2 separate regions of the Homo sapiens genome follow, and region 1 is linked to region 2. The links are chromatin loops, found by intact Hi-C in ENCODE. Cell type or tissue: lower leg skin. All regions are shown on one strand.

Region 1 (2,500 bases), 710 kb before region 2:
CAGGAATAAATGAGGGCTCTGGCTCTCTACACTCTTCTCCTCGACAAGTATTAATAGTAAAAAACTCTCTGCCAATTTGCTAATGAAAAATGGTATCCTTTGCTTTTCTAATTTTCATTTAGCTATGAAAAGGCTTCATTTAAATTACCCACAGATAGTTTGAGGTCACGGACAATTACATTAATTAATTCGTAATTGAACTTTCCAGAGTTCTGTCGGGTAGTTCACGTCACCTGCCAGTAGAGGGCTCTTCGCTACTATCAAATATCACTAGAGGGTTTTTGTTGTGTGTCAATTATGAAATAAAGACAAATTTCCACCGTGTGCCTTTTCAAATTCTAGGAAGTTCTAGCAAACAACTAAAGACGTCTCTATCCACATGCATTTTATGGGCTTGATCTTTTGTATTTTCCAAAGAAACACTGTCAAACATTCACCATCAGAATTAGATTCTCAGGGGATAATGGCTCAATTAAAACCTGTTTGTGTTTCGGCATGCATGGGTTATGAAGATGCTCTGCCCAGATGACCCCTGGACGTTTTGGAGGTTCTCTCTGAAAGGATCCTATTTTGCTTGCCAAGGAGAACTGCAGGAAAAAAAACAGCTACTATTTTTTTCAGCTGATGTGTCTCGGCTGAAACTCATTCATTCATTCATTCATCCCACACATATTTACGGAGCATCTGAGAGCTCTGTGGTGGGAAGCAGGGGTGTCTGGGAGTTGGGAGACACGGTCCCTGCCTGTGGAGGGTGCAGCTGCCTGTGTCTGAATGGGTGTCGCTGAGTGAGGTGCTGCGGGGTTAGGGGTTAGGGAGGGTGCAGGGGCGTAAGGCTTATTTGCAGGGGGAGGGGGCTCACTTTCCCATACTGTGGTCACTTGGATTCTGTTTAAATACTTCATATGACATTTTGGCCTGCATTTCCACTATTTAAAAATTACATTTTAAGTTTCTATTTCCTTGTAATACCTTTTATGTACTTGCGGAGGTTACTTCAAGTCCTCACTGCAATTAGCTGGATATAAACCATAGATGATCATCAAAAGAAGGGCAGAGGTATACTAGAATGAGAAGCCTGGCTGGGCTGGTAAACTGAGGCAAAGCAAAGAACTAGAGAGGAGCTGGGATGCAGGGGCTCACAGGAAAGACTGGGCACAGTAACTAGGAGGGGACATGCGTGTATGTCTGTGGTCAATGTGTGTGTGTGTCAATGTATGTGTGTGCATGTGCGTATGTTAGTATGAGGTATGTTAGTGTGCACATGTGTGCGTGTGTGTGTATGAGTTTATGTTAGTGTGTACATGTGTGCATGTGTGTGCATGTGTGTGAGTGTATTAGTGTGCATGTGTGTGTGTGGGGGGCAGGTTGGTGCTAGTAACAGGAACATGTTGATGCAATTAGTGCTTATCCAGACTGTGTTCAATGGGAAGGTGTTGGATGGTGGGGGGCGTCAGGCTTACAAACCACCTGAACTTAACTCTTGAAGCCCCGTCTCCTCCCCAGCCCACTGCCCACCACACTATGGCCAATGAATTCTCGCCAGGTGGAATGGACTCTAGCCAGCTTGGAGAAGCCTGTGTGCAAAGCCATTCTCAACTTCCCAAGGTACCTCCATCGCCCCCACCCCGAGTGTTTCTGGGTTGCCTAAACATTTTGAATGCTCGTGGCATCAAACCCTGGTCCCGCCTTGTCCCCACTGCCTGATACACAACACCTGCGGATGCCACTCTGTGTTTTTGGTGATTGACAGCCTGCAGAGTGTGTTTCCACACCTGACTGACACACAGTGCCCGGGGCCTCCACAGCCTGATGCCCTCCCTGTGTGGGGTGCTCCCTGTCGTCACTGGACAGGTGGAGTGGGACATGTATCCCGGGTCCTGGAGAAGCCTGGCTCTCTTGTTGCCTTCCTCCTGGGAGTCCCCTTCCCACGGCAGCCTCTGACACAGCTGGACCCGGCTACATGGCCCACCCTGGTCTAGGGGCCTTTCTTTTGTGTTCTTTTTTCTCCTTCTTTCTTTGCAGGTGCATGTGTCTGAATTCCGAGAAGTTTCCTATGTGTCGGGGTCTAGGCTCCCTCCCCACCCTGGGCCCCTCCCGGGTGTCTGGTTTGACGTGGCCTCCCAGGACTGACACCGATGTTCCAGGCAGGGGAAACAATGGCAGAGGCCTCGTTGGCCGTACAGACGCCGGCATCCCCACCCACAGTGGGTTTTGATGGACTCTGGGCGCTAGTGAGGTGTCTGTCTGTGTTCCTCACTGTAGCACATGGTCAGTGTGGCCCACTGTGGGGCGGGGAGAGTGGGGAGGCCCTGCCTATGTGGGAGCAGGCTATGTGGGCGCTCTCTGCACTTTCTCCTCCCTTTTGCCAGGAACCGAAAACTGCTCTGAAAAATAGTCTATGTAAAAAAGAAAAGGTTCTGCAGCCTATGTGCATGTCGCTCCTCAGCCTGCAGCTGCGTCCGCACGCAGTGGAAGGTGAGCCTGGCCTCTTCATGGACGA
Region 2 (2,500 bases):
TTGCCCATTAGCAAATGGAAAAATTATAATAATGTGAACTATTTTTGTTTTGTTTTTTAAATGTTGAATGATGTGGCAGTGTAGCTAAAATCCTGCATTTGGAGGCCAGAACTGTAAGCCATTTTTGAAAGGAAGACAGTTCTCGACAATAAGCATCTTGATCTTGAAACCCTTGAGGAGCAGGGACAGAGCAGAGAGTACAGGTGAGAGCGAGAACAAGAGCAGCAAAAGAAAATGAGCAAACCATACTGGAAAAGCAACCCTTGGCCAGCCCCACTGGCTCTGAGCCACGTGCTAGGTGGGGTCAGGGGAGAAGCTCTGGGCCCTGCCAACTGTGTTCTGGCCTCAGCCCCAAGCTGTCCCTGAGGGCTGCACCCCAGAATCCGAGGATGTGAGGAGTATGGTTCTGAGCCCTGCTCTGGTGAGGAAGGGACTGGCAGACTCTCAGATCATGCCGAGGCTGCTCTCATTTGCTGTTTCATGCATGTGTGTTTTGTGTGCATGTTGAAAGGAGCAAACTGCGTGTCGCCTATGAAACATGGGTTTGGTTCTTCAGAAGAAATCCTTTTGGAGTTCTCACAAAGCTCCAAGTTATCCAGGAAGCCCCAAGGACCAAACACGCATTGTGGTTGGGACTGTGATGCCCAGATGGGCCAGTCCTGGAAATGGAGCTCATGGAAGGTGGCGTCGCGATGGCCGGTAGAGCAGGAAGGATGCGGGGCAGGGCCCCCTTGAATCAGCCTGGCTGGGAGAGGTGGGTAGGATTCAGTGAGGGTATCTCAGACTGCACTGAAATTAACATTTTATTTACACACATTCACACATATACAATACACCAAGAGACATAAGAAGGAAAAAACTATGATAAGTTGCTGCTTATGTGAGTTTCCACATGGATACAAAACACTCTTGTATGCAAAGTTAACAAGGTCTGGGCTCCTTCCCAGCACACCTCTGCCCCCGTCCCCCGGGCTTCACCTCACGGCAATGCGCTGGGCAGGGTGAGTCCCATATCGCTCTCAACAGCTGAAGGGGAGCTGCTTGTCTTGGCAGGACCTTGAGAGTTAATGACACATGTAATGGTGTGTGGGGAAAGTGAGAGACGATGGAGGATTGTGTGGTACAAAAAAGCAAAAATATGTGTTATAGAAATAGAGTATTTGCATCAAACTGAAATCCTCCCTATCCTGAGAATTTCAGGAAGAGGACAAAATCACAGGGTCACATCCTGAAGGACACCCTGCCCGGCTCTGACTTTACCCCTCTCAGTGCCCTGGGGTGGGGGTATCGATCTAGAAAGCCACCTATCGCAGGGTGTGTGTATGTGTGTGTGTGTATTCATTAGTGCTTGCGGTCACTGTGAAGACACCAACTGTTCTGAACAAGACTTTCCAATAATGCAGGGCGAGATTGCCTGAAACAAACTAGAAAAACAACATAAAAGAAGAAAAGGGAAAGCATGCCCAGGAGAGCCTCAAATATCTTTTGTCCATATTGCTGTTTTCGAAAATCCGGGGTGAATAAAAAGCTGGCACTCTCCGGGTTTTGCCTGGTCCTGGAATTCTTTTGTAGTGAGCACCACCTTGTGGTCTGCCTTTTGCATTTCCCAAGAACACAATGTCAGGGTCCCCGTGCTTGCTGAAACCTGGTTATCACACTCGGGCTGGCCTCTCCTCCCAAGCCCATCCTGCCTTCTTCCCACCCTACCAGACCCTTCCCACTCGAGGGCTCAGACCCATCTCAGGCTTGCCCCAGTAGGCTCGTCCCACTTTCTGGAATTAAGACTGAACATTAAGTTGCTAGCCTGAGCCCAAGGCCCAGGTGTCCCATTACAGCTGATGTGCCACCCACACGGTCTGTCTGGGGCCACCCCCGGGGGACCATTGCCCTACACAGCGCCCACACACACAGTCCCTCCACATGCCCATTTTGCTCAAAATCTCTCTCTCCTCACTCCTACACCCCCCTTCAGCAACTTGCTGGGATTTTTTCGGCGTAACGTAGTGGGTCTGGGCAATCCCCAGAACAGGAACCCTCCCAGCAGCCCACCACCCCTAGTCTATAATCACAGTCGACTTCAACCACAAACACCTGGAGCACGGAAAGCGCTGCCCCACCCACCAGGAAACTCCGCATCCCTCCACATGAGGACCCATCCTGCACCCGGGAGCAGTGGAGGCATCTCAGCCAAGGCAACTGCAGATGCTGGCATAGCTCCACATTGGACAAACAAAGGTGCCTCGTGAAGTGCCATGATAAGCCCTGCCAAGGTCTGAAGCAAACAGGTACAGCCGGGGTGTCATCCCAGAATAAACCACAGTCAGAGACAAGATGGGGAGATGGAGGAAGGAACCGGAACAAAGTGGCTCCATGCACCGGGTATAGGCAGGCACCTGGGCTCATGGTGTTTAATTCATTCTCATAATAACTCTTTGGGAACTATTATTTTTCCCATTGTACAGATGAGGATACCAAGGCTCACAGAGGTTGAAAATGTGCT

The links. Hi-C counts contacts between places; a loop is a spot of excess contacts. Peaks named below come from ENCODE experiments on the same cell type or tissue, not always from the same donor. Only the 100,000 strongest peaks of a DNase experiment are listed, where the experiment ranks them.
Region 1: a loop joins it to region 2, with 5 times the contacts of the local background. A loop is called at or near these places in 100 of 110 quality-filtered maps.

Annotation. Positions count from the first base shown.
Region 1 is chr2:236,352,998-236,355,497 of GRCh38, forward strand. All of the region lies in intron 15 of DRC11 (dynein regulatory complex subunit 11), which reads right to left. It overlaps LOC105373945 (a long non-coding RNA gene), which reads left to right. Exons shown (of 5, transcript XR_007088138.1): 3 at 1,504-2,268; 4 at 2,370-2,475. Among named protein-coding and RNA genes, the nearest start is that of IQCA1-AS1, 37 kb to the right of the region's middle. In lower leg skin, no CTCF peak of the experiment used is centred here; DNase peaks (open chromatin) are centred at 1,464 and 2,164.
Region 2 is chr2:237,059,372-237,061,871 of GRCh38, forward strand. All of the region lies in intron 1 of COPS8-DT (COPS8 divergent transcript), which reads right to left. It overlaps LOC105373950 (a long non-coding RNA gene), which reads left to right. Exons shown (of 3, transcript XR_007088140.1): 1 at 1-2,500. Among named protein-coding and RNA genes, the nearest start is that of COPS8-DT, 25 kb to the right of the region's middle. RefSeq lists enhancers at 10-119, 1,657-1,706. In lower leg skin, a CTCF peak has its summit at 1,555 (motif pointing left); no DNase peak of the experiment used is centred here.